Regions from separate parts of the Homo sapiens genome. Here all the other regions are linked to region 1. A link is a loop called in an ENCODE intact Hi-C map of the cell type or tissue named here. Cell type or tissue: chondrocyte. All regions are shown on one strand. Links, peaks and the distances in the headings refer to the core of each region. The heading gives the core; the rest is flanking DNA. Region 1 holds the start of ZNF892 (zinc finger protein 892). Region 2 overlaps KCNIP3 (potassium voltage-gated channel interacting protein 3). Region 3 holds the start of LOC124907857 (a long non-coding RNA gene).

Region 1 (5,559 bases), core at 238-5,237:
AGATCAAAATCAATACTGGCATTTTCTCCCATGGTTTTATAAGGATCATCAGTACCTGTATGCTGTTAGGCCTGGTGTGACGGAAATAAAGAGTCCCAGCACCTGAACCAAGGGGTCTGCCAATCTCCCACTGTCTTGGCCAGATCTTACAGAAGCATCTTTACTAATCCTCTCTCTCCAATCAGCTATGGCATGTTTCATCTTGCTGGGCCTCTAAAAACCTTCATGAGGCCTTCATTTGCCTCTGGAATAAGACCGAGTGTAGACTGTCCTGGGGTCTGGGTACAACACAGCCGAGCTTCCCTCACCACAGTCTAGGTCAACCCACAGTGACTCACACATCCACACATCCTCGGAAGACCTCCAACTCCCTCATCATTTGAAGACTTTTTTTTTATTTTTTGGCCAAAGCTATTCTGTCTTGTAATATTCCCTTATTCTACCCTCCAACTACCCACTCTCTCTTGTTTTTCAAAGTACAGATTTATCCCACACTTCTCCCAAACAGATGATAAAAAAAAACTCTTTCAGAGACTTTCATGACTTGTCTGGACCAATGATTTCTATGTTTAAAAAATACCTATTTCTTCGTGTTTAACTATTTTATTTATGTATTTCTCACTGCCTTAGTAAACTCCACGATGCAGGAGCAAGTGGCTTTTACTTCTTTGCATCTCACCAAGGCCAATTACAGTACTCAATGTGTGTGCAGCAAACACTCAGTGGGCAGAGAGAAAGCAACGCTGGGAAGAAAGTTCTGCACAACTGAAGAACACTTCCTTTGGGGTCATCAGTCATCAGTTTATCAGGATGAACCCAGTGGTCTAAGCATCAGGGCTGAGCAATTCCATAAGCACTGGAAGGAAAGACATCCTTGCTCTGAGAACAGAAGGAAAAGAAAGAAGAAATCTAAACTTACTTGGGACCCAGGGGTCAGCAGCACAGCAGTCACGTCATTTTCTTTTGGGTTTCCAGCATGGAGAAGGTCTGAGTCCTCAAAAAGTGATCCTAAAAGTGGAGACAGGAGCCATGATGATTACTCTGTCCTTGCAATAAACTAGCAGGAAGTGCCACACACCAGCTAGTTGTCATCTAAGAAGAGTCAACACTGGGAACCAAACGAAAATCGCATAATATCTTTTAATCAAGACACCTTGACCATTGCTGTCTCAGGCTCCTCCTATTCTCTGTCCTTAAACTCCAGTAGAACTCCTATGAGCATCTGGACATATAAATTAAACATATTTTTATATTGCATGTGCTAAGTAGTCAAAATAATACTCAAAGTCTTTGTATGTCCACGCCTCAGTGATTCATCTGTGTTGTATTCCAGGCTCACAGGATAAACGAAGACTAAATTCTTTTTGAACACTGACTTTTCAGATATTAATACAACACCGCCTGACTCAGAAAAGTGATGCGTCTTATGGAAAAACCACCACCACCACCAAAAACAAAACAGGATTGTAAACAAATTCCGTGACTTCTCAAATCCCTGCTTTCCCTACCTTCCAAAAGGGTCGGATAGTTCCTTCCTACTGCCTTATGGGGCTCCTCTGAGATCAAAAAAGAAGTCATTATCAAAAGCCAAATTGTCAGATGTGTTGATATTTTCCCTTGAGCAAGGGAGGCATCCAGCGCCCTACAGACCAGGAGGGCAATGGAAGTGGCGGGCTATCCCTCAAAACCCCAAGTGAGACCGGCTAGTAGGAAGGGGCTCGTGACGCTACTCCTTCCTGAGCCTGCGCCAGCCAGAGGTAGCCTTTCTCCCTTTCTCCCTCTGCAGCGGGCACCAAGGCCGCATCACTCCCAAATCCTCACCTCTGCCCTCAGGTTCCATGGAGACTCCTTCCTCCGGCCCGCGCTGGAGGCAACCGCGACAGGGGAAGGAGCCGGAGGTCCGCCGCTCGGGTCCCCCAAGAGGCCGGGAACGCACGCGTGGGCAGCCTGGCGCCCCCACCCGGGGGTCCTCCCGCCACCCTCCTCCCGGACACTCAGATTAAAAGGGGATGCGTTCAGCCCTCCTCTACCCTGGGTTCGACCTCCAGCCACACACTGAGGAAGCCGAGCCCGACGACAAAGGCATCTAACAGCCGGCGGGGACGCCTAGCGCCGGCCAACCATGAGGCCGAACTACCACTCCCAGAATCCTCCGCGGGGCGCGGCTGACGGCCCTCACTCCCAACACCGCTTCCCAGAGGACCCTGCGGCCACCTGCTCCCGGGGCTGCGTTTCTTGCCGCGGCACGCTCCTGACCGACCTGGAGGAGCGCTGACCAGCTGGCTGAACCCTGCCAGCGACTCTGGAAGGGCCGCTCCTCCCTCGGTGCCGACTCTGGGCGGTGGCCGCGCCAAACCCCGCCCGGCGTGGGACTTTTCGCATCTCCGCTACTGTGAGGGCGGAAGGCGGCGCCCTTGACCTACGCAGGATCCTTCCCGGGCTGCGGTGCTCCATCGGAGGGGAGGCGCCCGGCGGTGTCCTCGCTGCTGCGCCTCCATGCATCGGCCCTTCGTGGCCAACACAGAGGTGATCTCAGTTTACTTTAACCAGGGATGTTTGTACCATATTGCACCTCGGAATAAAGAAAAATGGAATTTCAATCCCGAAATCACTTCAACCCCAAAAACGGCCACGTCTCCAAGAAGAACCAGTAAACTAGTCTTGCTGCCCCAAGGAGGCTGGAGCCTGGAGGTCTTGCTGAAATCCCTAACCTTGTTTTTACTCTAACTCGTTACTTTGAATTTTATCCTGCTTGTCTCTTTAATCACCTAGCCTTGCTTCTCATGTAAATAAGACTCTCTCTAGCTGGGAAAGCCGGACAAACTCCAGTTGACCCCTTAATTTACAAGACACTAAGGGCTCCTTACCCAACCCCCTTCCGCAAGGAGTTGACCTGTGTAAGCAGATCCTCAGCATTTCAAAGGAGCCCAATTAATTGATAAGGTATTAGCACCAACAATGTATGAAGTTCCCAGGATTTTTCTCAAAGAGAAAACATAAAGCCTTGAGTTCGTGTCCGGCATACCCCGTATATCTAATTATAATGAAAGATTTAAAGCCTTGCACCTGGTACCGTTGCTCTTCTTGTAACCGTTTGTCTTTTAAATTGTTTATCACTTTGTAACCATTTGTTTTTTGATTTTGGCATGTTTTTACTTCTGTAGAATTATTGCATTTGAGTTCCCCTCCCCTTCCTAAACCTAGATATAAAAGTTAATCAACTCCCTTCCTCGGGGCCGAAAGAATTTTGAGCTTTAGCCGTCTCTTTGGCCGCCGGCTTAATAAAGGACTCTTAATTCGTGTCAAAGTATGGCGTTTTTCTCCAACTCGCCTGGGTACAACATTGCAGACTCCCCAGGAGCTCTAGGGGTGGGCGGGTCTTCAGGCTAGTGCGTGTTTTCACTTACCTTCCCACAATAAAGTGTCAGGTTTCTGTCCAGTTCAGATTCCCAAGAGAAAATTTAATTAGCTATGTCCTTGTGGATACAAGCCACAATGTCCAATTGACCTTTCTCCAGCAGAATCTCCAATTTTTAGATAGGCTCAAGGCTTCCCAAGGCTTCTCATTATTCCTGCCCTTTGCCCTCCCCAGCACCCACAGCCCCTTGCTGACTGGAACGTAGGAAATCATCATGGGCTGTGTGAACTAGGTTAAGACCCTAGGGATGGTAAACCAACAAGATAGAAGGAACGGAGCCCCGGGTAATTTGTTGGAACAGAGCTTGGGCTTTAGCATGAGAGAGATGCAAACTTCTATTTTGTATAAGCCAGTATTATTTTGGGTTTCTTCTGCACAGATAACCACACTTAACCTCTAACTGGTCCGTAGATTGGCTGCATTTGGTCCAGGCAGCTAGGGCTGGTGGGGATAAAGGACTTGTGGTAGAGACACAACCCTGCCACCTCAAATGACAGCCAAAGGGAGTCTCCCCACTCTTCCTTCCGCAGGAGATATGGGATGGGCAGTTTCCTTCAGAAGATGCTTCATATGAAAGACACTACTCGCTGATGTTGCTACGGAAACCCCAGGGATAAGGTCTAGGCCCTGCAGCTTGCTGCACAAAAAAAGCCAATCACTGAGAGGAGTATTGCCAAGGAAGAAGGCTTTAATCAAATGCTACAACCAAGGAGATGGGAGACCAGCTGTAAATCCATCTCCCTGACCTACTAAAACCAGGGGTCTATATAGCAGGGAAGAAATGTAACTGTGTGGGGGAAAACAGGAACTAGGGAGGAATAAGGAAGCAATCATGATGAATGAGGGGTCTGGTGTATCCTTGTCTGGGTGCCATCATCTGGTGTTTCAGTTCTTTGATACTTGTTTTTTTTTTTTTCATCAAATGCTCCCTCAGAATCATCTTTTCATACTTTTTTGAGAGGCTTGAGGGTCTTTCCTGAGGAAGGAACTATGATAAAACAAGTATAAGCTTCAAGCTTTAAGACCAGAGAGTCTGCCGGGCGCGGTAGATCATGCCTATTATCATACCCAGCACTTTGGGAGGCCGAGGTGGGTGGATCACTTGAGGTCAGGAGTTTGAGACCAGCCTGGCCAACATGATGAAACCTCGTCTCTACTAAAAACAGAAAAATTAGCCGGGCGTGGTGGTGCACGCCTGTAATCCCAGCTACTCAGGAGGCTGAGACAGGAGAATCGCTTGAACCCATGAGGGGAGGTTGCAGTGAGCAGAGATCGTGCCAGTGCACTCCAACCTGGGCAACAGAGCAAGACTCTGTCTCAAAAAAAACAAAAAACAAACAACAACAACAAAAAAAAAAACCACCAAAGAGTCACTTTCTATGTTTATCCAAAATAAAGTCTATGGGACTATTGACTGGTTTCAACGTGTCTAGAGTACCCCTTTCTTCTTGTTGCTAACCATCCCCATCACAGATATCCCTTCTTTGTTACCATATCAATTGTCAGTCCTCATCTCACTTTATTAACAGCAGGTGATAACACTTGGCTACTCCCTGCTCCTGGAAATACTCCCTGGTTTTCTTCCTCCTTGACTGGTCACTCTTTCTCAATCTCATTAGGTATTTCCTCTTCTACTCACCTCTAAGCCAGTGTTTTCCAAACAACAGTCATGCATCACTTAACAACCAGGATACTCTCGGAGAAATGCATTCTTAGGTGATTTTGTTCTTGTGTGAACGTCATAGAATGTATTTATGAAAACCTAGACTGTACCACCTACTGCACACCCAGGCTATATGGTATAGCCTGTTGCTCCAAAGCTATAAACATGTACAGCAGGTTATGTGGTGAATACTGCAGGTCATTGTAACACAATGGTATTTGTGTATCTAAACATAATATAGAAAGGATAAAACAAAATATAAAAGATATGGTACCCCTGTATAGGGCACTTACCATGATTGGAGCTTTCAAGACTAGAAGTTACTCTGTTACCAAAACACTTTCATCTCCTAAGATAGCAATGCCTGCTTCCAGGATACCTCCCGAAGGATCTCTCTGAAGCTGTTTTACAGTTAACTTTTTTCTTGTAAGTCTAGGTCCTGCCACTCACAGCACAGGAAGCCGATGACTGAGACCAT
Region 2 (5,559 bases), core at 245-5,244, 110 kb before region 1:
CTGATGATGCCTCCCAGGTGCTTCCCACAGCCATGCTGGCACTCCTGCAGCCTCGGGCCAGGGCCGCACCCTGCCATCCTTGGGCCTGGCTTAATCCGCCCGACTCCTGCCCTCAGCTCTGCCCTGCCTGCCACTGTGCAGGCGGTACCCCCACAAGCCTGCTCCCTGACCTCCTCTGCCAGCCTCTCCTCAGCCTGACACTCAACACCTTTCTTTTTCTAGGACTCCCCACTCCTGGTCTGTCTGTCTGTCTCTGTCTCTCAAAAGCAGCGTCTCTCCTCTTGGTCTCAGCTTGTCCCCAGTGTCTTGGGCGCTCTGGGCCTGTCCTTCTCTCCTCTGCTTTCTGTCCCTGCTTCTGGCTCTCCCAGCCTTTCCGGGGACTGCCTGCCCCTCAGCCCAGAGCCCCGGGGCAGCCAGAGTGCACTCAGTCCTCCTGCCTTGGGTTTGCCTTCTCAGGTAGCCCCTGCCCCTGCCACAGGGCTGGCCCCTTCACCTGGTGCCTGGCCTCAGCCTCCAGGCCCCCGGAGCTCACTGTTCCTGGAGGCAGAAGGGCCCCTGCGGCTTCCTGGGCTGGGAGGCGTGGGGATGGGGTGGGCGTCACTCCTGAGCTCCCAGCACCAACAGAGGAGGTGACACTGGTGTGATTATCAGCTGAGGGTGTGATCTCACTGCAGAGGGGCCTCACCCGGGCCCCAGGGCTTCTCTGCAGCCAGACAGGGAACAGCCTGCTCTCACACAGTCCCCTGCCTAGGAGGCTCAGGGCCAGGGGCCCTGAGTAGGACGGGGGCATAGGTAGGGCCCTAGCCTTAGGCTGTCTCTTGACCTCTGACCTCTATCCACTGGCCTCATCCCTCAGCCCTGCTGTGCCTCTCTAAAATGCAGAAGGGGAAGTGGGAAGCGGTTCCTCTGCTGAGGAGCAGAAGGGAGAGCCAAATTCATGACTGGAGCTGACCAACCCCCTGCCCTCCACATTTTTGAGCACTTAGCAATAAATAAAGGCGATAACAGCCAGGCAGCTTGCTAAGGTCTTTCTGGGTGCCAGTGAGTGCCTTCAGTCATCAAAACAACCCTGCAAGCCACATGTGGCTGAGAATGCCAGTTCTGTATTCATTCTTCCTGAGTTTCACCAGCAGGGTTCAGATGCTGTTGGAGATGGAAATGCGCCCAGCTGAAAACTCCACCATTCCCCTGCCTTCCTCGCAGTGAGGGCAGCTTATCTCTGGCCAGTGGAATGGAAGCATCTGTCTTCCAGAGACTTCTGTGAGTGCTGCCTTCCTGACATGGGGACCACCACTCTCCGCTTCCACCTGGGTTCTCCTTCCTGTTGCCTGAAATGAGGCTGTGTGGGCTGCAAAGCAACCACATTGCCACAGTGAGGGGAACGGTAGAAGAACCCAAGACATTGACACTGACGTCCCCCAGCTGCCAAACTAGTGCCAGCCACCGCCTCACCCCATGTTTCCCATATAGGAGCCGATGCACCTGTCTTGATCAAGCCACTGTTATTTGGGGTTTCTGTTATATGCAAGTTCAGGCAAGCCAAGGGATCCCTTGCAGAGGGAAAGACGAGCTGCTGCGCCTCGCACCCCTGCCAGTAAAGGAAGGTGCGGTGCCCGGCGGGCCTCCTGTGCACCACAGTTAAATGTGCGGCTCAGAGGCTGTTCCGCAGGTGCAGGCCAAGTACAAGCAGTGCTGCCCCTTGGGCCTAATGACCCAGAACATTCAATGACACACGATGAGTCTAAGGCAAGTTGGAATGCTCTACGGGGCCATGGCAGGCCCCCAGAGGGGAAATCTGTGGTCTCTTGGGTTTTGAGCAATGCCAAAAATCTCTCCTGTTGGCATTCAGCTAACTTCCCACTGCTGGGCTGCTGTGGGGGTGGAGCGCCTGATGGTGAGAGAGACAGAGACAGAGAGACAGAGTAGGTGGCCATGAGCCCCGAAACACCCAACAGCAATCGAGTATCAACCTCTCGCCCAGCCCCACTGGTATCTGCATGTGCACACAGTGCTCTGTCGTCATGCCCAGGTGCTGTGGATGGGGCCCGAGGCAGGGCAGGTCTGGAGGGCGCAGGGAGGCTGTACCTGCGGGGGCTGCGACTCCCACAGTACCTGCTGCATTGCCGCTTTCCCCACAGCCCACCCGCCCCCTACGGTCTCGAAGCCGTCTGAGGAGGAAAAACTTTCGGAGGTGACTTATAGACAGAGCTGCAAGAAATGTTGGCCCCAACTCTAGGTGACACTGAGGCCCACCTAGGGGAAGGACGTGGAGAAGGGACATCTTCCTGGTACATGTGTTGCCCACATTGTCTGAAGAAGAGAGGGCCGAAGGCACAGGTTTACACTGATTCATGGATGGCTGTTAACCATTAGTTCAGGGGTCAGGGAGGTGGAGGGGCAGGATCGGGGGAGTAAGGGCTGGGAGGCCTGGGGAGGAACCACCCGGAGTGTGGGACAGCAAGTGCTTCACAAGTGCCCTCCAAGGGGCGCTGGGGCCGAGGAGGCACTGGACGATCAGGTGGGCCAGTGGTCCCCTCTGTGCACCTCACAGCCTCTGTTCCTGGCTCCTCTGGCATTTGCTTGAGAACGAAACACCGTAGATTCAATAAAAGAACTTCTCCCTGGGCCGATCAGGCTGCAGCTGCAGTTCAGTGCCCAGCCAGCCACCAGGTGGCAGGTCAGCCACTCTGCATCCCTGCCATCACTCTGGGGCTCCCATTATCCTCATGGGAGTGATGGTCACTCTGGGTGTGACCTTCCCTCTGGCCTGCCCTGGTGCTGCCAGCACCTCCCCCATCACGGTGCCTCCACGCCATAGATCCCAAGCAACAGACTCATTTCACCACGGAATAGAGCGGTGTGACCAAAGACCAGGGCTCACAGGCTCCCGTCCCCGTCCTGTGCCCACCCCCAGAGGCAGCTGGCCTCACAGAACAGTGATGAGACCCGCTGAAGACTGGTTCTGGCAGCCGTTGCGGGTTCCAGGGCTGCCCTGTCGGGTGCCAGTGACACTGCTGGATGTGCTGCCTCTCCCCCAGCCAGAAGAACAAGCCCGGAGCCCGGGAAAACACGCAAAGGCCCCTCCCTCATCCAGTGCCTGCTCACCGCACCTCTGCTGCTCCTCACCAATACTCCAGGCTCTGGATTAGAGGCTTTAAATTCCCATGGGAGAATGGGTCCCCAGCAGGAGGCAGCAGGGGTTCTGCTAAACTGGAAGCTGGGACGGCCGCCTGGCCATGCTGGGCCCCTCACACCACTCAGACCAACTGGCATCAAGGGCCATCGGCCAGTGAATGACCCTATTATCGAGGGGAGCAGGGAGGACTCTGCTTCAAATCCAGTGAATTCTCCAGGGAGCCTAGCAACACTGCCAGTTACAGTGATGAAAGTCAGTGGGGGCTTCTAGCAACCCCAATGAGGCAGGACCACCCAGGACTCAGATCCCTCAGGAATGGGGGTTTGGATCACTCCACCAAGGACTCAGCCACATCTTTGTGGCTTTAATCCATCTTTAATCCATCTTTGTGGTGGATTAAAGATGGCCACAGATGTCATACTACAACCCCATGGAAAGGGGTTAATTCTCAGAAATCCTTGAAAATTTGCACTGATCTGACATCTCACTTTGATATCATGTATCTTGATGCTTCATGATGTCAATTGTATCCTGTATCTTCAAATACGCGAAAATTCTGTTTATAGATCTTTACGTATTAGAGACGAGTTAACTCACCTTTTGTTCCGATGCCTTTCTGCTACCCCTCTTTCCCAGGAGCACTGGTGGTGGTGTCTTTATGATTTTACGTGGGGTTGCCATGGCACCCCGGGGAGAATGAGCATCTCCCTGGGATGCATCGGCGACTGAGGAGGATGTGGGTCTTCTCTCTGGGGGAGGGGCATGTGCATGCGTGTGTGTAAGTATGCGTGTGTGTGTGCTCATGTGTGTGTGTATGTGTGTGTGCTTGTGTGTGTATGTGTGTGTGTGTGTATGTGTGTGTGTGTGTGTGAGGAATGGCTGCACCGTGTCACACAGAAGCGTGCAGCAGCTGCTAGAGCGTTCCTGCCAGAGTGGTCCAGGATGCCAGGCATCTCCCAAGGCGCTAGGTGGGGCCCTGGCTTCGTCCCATTCAGACCTCGTTCTCTGGTCCTCCGGAGTTTCTGTGAACTTCCTGAGGCCTGGAGCCCACCCTGTTTCGGTTGTCTGCAGCTGGGACCCCAGGTTATTTGTGGGTGACATTATTATTCCAGTTGAAGAAACCCAAGTCCCACAGCCCTTGTGGGCATCAAACTTGAGAAACAGGTCTGTCCAGTTGTGGCACTGGCCATGCCTCTGGAGAGGCATCCTGCAGGGAGAGGCTTTAGATGCAGGGGAGGCATGCAGGGCAGGCCAGAGTCCCAGCTTCCGGGTCATGGAAGAGGGTCCAAGGAGCTTCTAGGCTGAGGATGGGGCGCCTCTCCTGGGTAGGGTGGGGCCAGGCTGCCTGTGCTCTGAGTCTCCTGGGCTCCCCTCTTAGAGGCCCCACTGCTGGCCACCTCCTGACTCCATCCTGGGGTCTTCACACCCAGAATTGGCCACCCAGGGCCCAGCCACAGATGCTCTAGCCCTTGCCCACTGTCTCCAGGACCCTGGGTCCTGTCCACTCCTTGCCGACGTTCTACCTCACCCAAGCCTCCAGGACTCCCAGGCTGGGCCTTGGCTTTCACTCCCAGCTGTTCCCGACATGTGTCTCTGGCCCCACTTCTGCTGAATGGAAAAACCCCAGTACAAGGGCACAGTGTCTGGGCCGCCCCCCTCCCACAGGACCCCAAGGCTCAGGACACCGTGCTGGGCCTCGCAGAGCACACAGTGGGGCTGCACTGAATGGGCCCCATTGTTCTTTGCACCCAGAGCCTGTGCCAGCTCCCAAAGAGGGGGGATGCCTCATCTGCACACCGCGCAGCACTTCACACGTGCACAAAGCCCTCAGTGTGACCACACCAGCCCGGCCTCCTTGCGGGACACACACGGGACGTGTTTGGACTGAAGAGAGGAGACCCGGGAGCTATGGCCAAGGGAGACAAAGGGCACATTGGAGTCCCGGCTCCTCTGTCCGTGAGGTCCCTGGGCTCCCTCGTCCCTCAGCTCCCACCAAAGACGCTCGTCAGGGTGGGCACCGTGGAGCTCTGGGCCCGAGCCTCCCCCACCCCAACCCCCGCTTCTTGTGCCATCTGCTGAGTCACGTGACCTCTCTGAGCTGCCATGGACGCTCTGGTAAATCAGGGTGATGAGCTCCACACTGCCTTCCTTGCACAATCAAATAGGCTCTTGGATGTGTCGTTCACATCTGCTCCCAGTGCCGGCACAAGGTCCGGTAAACACATCCATGCAGGGGAACAAACCCATCGCTGGTGCCCTGGCCCAGCCCTGGCCCTGTCTCCTGTGCGCCTTTGACAAGTTGTTCAGCAAACGTGTCCTGACAGCTGGGTGTGGAAAGGCCCTGCCCTCTAGGAAGCTTCCGTGAGGTGGGATGGGGCATGCAGGGGTGGGCCGTGCAGGGGTGGTCCCCCCCGCCCTGACTT
Region 3 (5,309 bases), core at 1-5,000, 130 kb after region 1:
TCCGCCCCCAGCACCCTCCACCACCATCTTAGCTTTCTGAAAGTAATGAGCTCTCCATCGCGTAAGTGTTACATAAAATCCACACTGTCAGCCAGTGTAGCATGGGTGGAGAGTAAAGCATCCTGCTGTGTGTCATTGGTGGCTGATGGGCTGCAGGGGACAAACAGCAGCTCAGCTCCTAGACCTGTGGCATGTGAGTTGAGTCAGCATCTCAATAGCCCAGTGCTGCTACTTCTAAGAGGCTCATTTTTAAAAAAATTTTTAATTTTTTTTAGGGACAGAGTCTCGGTCTGTTGACCAGGCTGGAGTGTAGTGGTGTAAACAGCTCACTGCAGCCTCGACTTCCTGGGATGAAGCGATCCTGTACTTCAGCCTCCAGTGTAACTGGCCACAGGCACATGCCACCACACCCAGCTAATCTTTTTTTTTCTTTTTGTAGACACAGTGTCTCACTTTGTTGCCTAGGCTGGTCTTGAACTCCTTGCTGAAGCAATCCTCCTGCCTCAGCCTCCCAAAGTGCTGGGATTACAGGCGTGAGTAACTGCGTCGGCCAGAGGCTCATTTATTTTTAGAAAGGCAAGCAAATGAGAGCCGAGCTCTGGGTGCAGGCAGAAGCAATGAGTGTCTATGCTGCACAGTGCTGTCACTGGCTGCCACAGCTCTGCAGCCTGCGACAGGGAGAAGCACCTTGGCTTTTTCTTAGCACTCAAATCAGTGATTCTGGACCCTCAGAGATTTGCTCGTTACTTTGATATTGATTGAGCTCCTCATTCTTAACTAGAATATTGTTTGGTGTGTGTTAGTGTCCTGTGACTTTAAGGTTTTTTTTTTTTTTTCTATGTGCTGACATTTATTGAACACTTGACATGTGCTTGACAGTGTTGTAATCCACTTACATATTTAAATTAACAACCTTGAGCACTTAGATCCCCAAATTAAAAAACTTGCTCAAAGTAACACATAGCTAGTAAGAGGTGAGGCCACGGTTGACACCCAGGCAGGCTGGCTCCAGTGCCCAGCTCCTAAGACAAGCTGCCCCAATGAGGCTGGACAAGTTCCCTTACCTGGGAATCCCAGCTCAGAGAGTTGAGGGGAGGCAAGGGTTTCAAGGCCTTTGAAAGAAAGCTCAAGGAGCACTGAGGAGTGAAAGGATTTTTGCGTAGGGTCATAAGGGACAGTAGGAGGTGTGTGTGTGCATGTGCGTGCACACACTGGGTAGAGGGCCAAGGGACTGTGGCCTCGGGGAGCTTATGGCTAGTTCAGAGCTGAAGCTGGATTGTGTGTGCATGTGGGTCCCGAGCCATCTGTCGTGAGCGGTGCAAATTCAAGGATAACCCGGTCCGCACATGTTTTGTCTTTCCACAGTGTCAGACTTTGATTGATGTTATTTCAATCACAGGAGCCATGAGCGCCATGGAGTTCCCCAGGGGGCAGTTCTCCTTAGTACTTTCTGTTCACTTCCCAAGTCAGAGCACATATGCTCAAGCCACTCCACAAGCCAGTCAGTATTACAAGCCATGCAGAGTCATATATACTTAATCAATATATAGATGTTATATATTAAACATTCCACAGCACACAGTAACATTTAACATGAAGAGAAGGGCGGCAGGAAAAAGGTTAACAAACCAGTCCAAGGAGAGTAACAGAGAAAAAGAAATCTCCTGGTGTGGGCTGGTGCAATCTTCGGTACTTTTAGGAAGTGTCTTTGATGTGAGCAGATGTCAGGTGCTGATCACCAGTGACTGTAAGACTGGGTCTGTTAAGACGGCCACTTGGGGCTGCTGAAGTCCTGCTCTTATGGCCACAGTGTCCTCTGATGAGGACTGAGTGGAGGAGTGTGCTTGGTTATGTCCTTGTCTGGCTGGATGCAGTCTTTATTGATCAGGCGAAACATCGGGTCCCTGTTAGCAAAGTGTCCTATGATATGTAAAATGCAGTCTTTTTCTAAGATGGAGTTAGTTATGTCAAGGGTGCTGTGTACAGTGGGACACATAGTGGTTGCGGAGGCTTGTGGGGAGGGGGGAAGGGAGAGGACCCCGGCAGCTGCACAGGCCCCTGTAGGGTGGGTGGGACGCCCCGCTGTAGTCATGGGGCCCTCCGATCCCCCCCAGCTCTGCCCAGCGGGCTGTTGAGCCCTGGTAGGGTCCCTGCAGGTTGGGGGCGCCCCGCCAGGATAGCGGCCAGGAAAACCTCCCTGTTTCACCAGGCTCTCTGGGAGGCGCGGGCGGAGTGCGCTGGCGTTTGGGACGCTGGTGGCGCCTGCTGGGACCTGGGGAGCGTCCCCTGCCCCCACCCTCGGGCTGGCGGCGCGCTCAGCCGCAGGAAGGAGGCTTTGTTCCGTGTCCCCGGCAGTCTCATCCTCTTAGCTGCTGCTGGTTTGAGGAGCGTTCTGTGCGGGTCTGGACGCCCCCGCCTGAACAAGGTGCTTTCTAGAGGGGGCGAGTAAGCGAGCACCACTCGGTGTTTGCTCCGCGAACGCCACCTGCTGGCCCGAACTGGGTTGGGCACTGGAGTTTCACGAGAGTGCTGAGGCGCCGGTCCCGCCAGGTGAGCTGCACCCAGGAGGCACCCTCCTGCCAGGGGTGACCTAGTGGGCGGGGCCTGCCTGAGGGTAGCCAGGAAGGGTGTTCCGGGAGGGAGGGAGGTACTGCTGGCCGAGGGCTCAGCACTCTGCACTGATTGTGTGGTTTTTTTTTTCACTGTTTTTGTTTTTTGAGACGGTTTTTCGCTCTTGTCGCCCAGGCTGGAGTGCAATGGCGCAATCTCGGCTCACTGCAACCTCCGCCTCCCGGGTTCAAGCCTCAGCCTCCCCAGTAGTTGGGATTACAGGGGCCCGCCACCACGCCCGGCTAATTTTTGTATATTTCGTAGAGACGGGGTTTCACCATGTTGGCCAGGCTAGTCTCTAACTCCTGACCTCAGGTGATCCACCCGCCTCGGCCTCCCAAAGTGCTGGGATTACAGGCGTGAGCCACCGCTCCCGACCGATTGTGGTTATTTAAACAACCCGAAGTAGAAAAAAACCCGTGAGCTTTACTTTCAAGCATAAAGTAGGATACAGGGATTGGGTGGCACTGGAAAGCTTCAGAACGTTCTTTCTTGGATGCATGGCGCAATGAGAGACCCAACAGACCAAGGGTCAGGAAGAAAAAACAATTTACTATTCAAATAATGAGATATGGGTCCAACCTCTGCAGTGTAGTCAGTGAATGAATAATAAAAAGAGGGTTGTGTGGCCTGGGGCTGCTCTTGCTTCCTCTGGGTCCTCAGTTTCCCCATCTGTAAAACAAAGGGACAGACCAGACCGCATGATCCTTAACTGGGGCTGAGGCTACAGCCTTAGGTTTCCAGGGTGCAGATCTTGATATTCCCTGGGCACAGCGCCTGAGCACAGATTCCTCTGTGGGGAGATGGACTCACATCCCTGGGAACCCTGCTGGAAGTATCTGCCCAAGCAAGCAGCTCTGAGCCCTTACCTGAAGGTTCATCTTTGGCAATGGGATTCCTTGGAAAGAAAGCTGCCCCTTAACCCCGGGGGCTGCCGTGGGGTGCCCACATAGCAGGGCTGTAATATTTTTTTCTTATCTCTGGAGAGCAGCTCAATTCATGTCCAGTAAACACAAACCCGGAGGCCCTTTCTTGATGAACACTGCAGATATAATGAAAAACTGGCTCAGATCTTCATCTTACAAATGCAGCTGCTGCTTCAGACATGGTGCTTCCCCCAGGCTTATGGGGATTCAACTCATAGACTCATGTAAACACACATGTAACCCATGGCACCCTCAGGGCCTGGGACAGCAGTCCAGAGCGGGATCTCTCTGCCTCCTAAGGCTGGCCCTGGAGAAGTCGCTTGGGGCAGATGTGAGGGGGATCACCAAAGGGAGGGGGAATTGCCACCAGCACATCCAAGATCATTCCTAGAAGGCAAGCAGCAACCTCCACGCCAGGTTTTCTGTGGCTCTCCGGAAGCCCTTGGATGCCTGTCCATTAAAAGAGGAGTCATTCAGGCCCTTCGCAAATGCTGGTGCCACAGTGGCTTTCAGAGGAGGCCTCATGGCCCCTCCTGACGTCCCCTTGGTACTTGGCTCCCCGGCCCTCTGCAGTCTCATCTGGAACACTGTCTGCTGTCCTGCTCCTTCCAGGGGTTCTGTGGCATTGCCCTTTTCAGCCCGGCCTGAGCTCCTGGGCAGCAAGGCTTCCCCTCCGACCCCCAGCAGCCTTCACCCACCTGCCCTGGGGGCTTTGTTCCTGCCTCTGGGACCCAGGGATGTGACCATGCCTCCAGGAGCCTTCGTCACCTGCTCCCAGGGTTGGGCAGGGTGTCCCTCCCAGCAGAGCCATCCTGGCTGCCCTCAGGCTGTGGCTCCCACCAGAAGCTGACAGCCTCCAGCAAAGCCAGAAATGGCCCCCTTGGCGGTTCCACCTGGCCCTCCCTTCCGTTGACAAGAATGCGACCTGAGTTGTTGCTTGTTGTTAACCCCTGTGCAGCAGCTTCCAAAGAAACTGCTTCAAAGCACGGGGCAGGGAGGGCTCCGCAGGGTTTGGAGGCAGAGGCAGCCTGAAAACAGGTGGCAAAGCTCTGAGGGCGGGTGCAGGAACAAAGCTGTGTGCGCTCTGCCCCATGTGTTCCAGCAAAACAGGATGTCGGTTAGTGGAGAAGGAGCAAAAGTGCCTCTGAAGTATTCTTGAGAAGGTCATGGTTGCTTCTCAGAAAGGGCATTTACCACAGACCAAGCAGAATTTCCCAGCTGGGCGCCTGGGGACTGGGGATCGTGCTGTTGAGCACAGGGGCATCTGAGAGCATTCGGACACTGCTGGCCTTCACCTCACACAGCCTCAGGTGTCCGGTGTGCTCTCCTCTCCAGATGGCCATATGGCCAGGGCTTCTTGTGTCCTTGGGCTGCGCAGGAGTGAAATCTCCTTTCCTGCCCGCAGGAAGCCACGTGGGCTTCAGTGGCCGTTTTGATTTGCGCCTATGAATCAGACGCTGGCCAGATCACCCTCCATAGCCCCTGCCCACGCCTAGGGAAGGACAATGGGGTCAGCCATGCGGTTGGCCAGGTATTGAGGGCTTGTTCATGGTGTCTTTGTGGGCCTGACAGAAGCCTTTGAGGCCATTAACACCCAAACCCTTCCACTCAATGTTGGGCAGGCTGAGAACTCTTCTAAGAATCTAAGAGTCAGCCTGAAGTATCGGGTGGGGTGGGGCTTCACTAGGATGGCAGCCACGGTGCCCTCACCCTCACCCCAGGCAGTTCCATGGTCAAAAGGCTCACTCTGTCCCAGGCCCTCCTCTCTAACGT

Evidence for each region. A loop is a pair of places that touch in the nucleus more often than their neighbours do. Peaks named below come from ENCODE experiments on the same cell type or tissue, not always from the same donor. Only the 100,000 strongest peaks of a DNase experiment are listed, where the experiment ranks them.
Region 2: it touches region 1 in a loop (6-fold over the local background); 23 of 110 quality-filtered maps call a loop at or near these places.
Region 3: a loop joins it to region 1, with 5 times the contacts of the local background. A loop is called at or near these places in 16 of 110 quality-filtered maps.

Annotation. Positions count from the first base shown.
Region 1 is chr2:95,204,097-95,209,655 of GRCh38, reverse strand. ZNF892 (zinc finger protein 892) reads right to left here and starts at 2,135. Exons shown (of 5, transcript NM_001395961.1): 1 at 1,822-2,135; 2 at 920-1,008. The coding sequence starts at 1,840. RefSeq lists a silencer at 1,806-2,035 and enhancers at 2,076-2,325, 2,486-2,615. In chondrocyte, for the core only: CTCF peaks have their summits at 1,979, 2,178 and 2,382; a DNase peak (open chromatin) is centred at 2,165.
Region 2 is chr2:95,312,364-95,317,922 of GRCh38, reverse strand. All of the region lies in intron 2 of KCNIP3 (potassium voltage-gated channel interacting protein 3), which reads right to left. Among named protein-coding and RNA genes, the nearest start is that of KCNIP3, 18 kb to the right of the region's middle. RefSeq lists an enhancer at 1,685-2,185. In chondrocyte, for the core only: CTCF peaks have their summits at 1,285, 2,441 and 2,660 (motif pointing right); a DNase peak (open chromatin) is centred at 4,772.
Region 3 is chr2:95,074,087-95,079,395 of GRCh38, reverse strand. It overlaps LOC124907857 (a long non-coding RNA gene), which reads left to right and starts at 2,354. Exons shown (of 2, transcript XR_007087139.1): 1 at 2,354-2,550. LOC105373488 (a long non-coding RNA gene) reads right to left here and starts at 4,506. Exons shown (of 3, transcript XR_923076.3): 1 at 4,235-4,506; 2 at 3,480-3,652; 3 at 3,143-3,282. In chondrocyte, for the core only: CTCF peaks have their summits at 2,199 and 2,476 (motif pointing left); no DNase peak of the experiment used is centred there.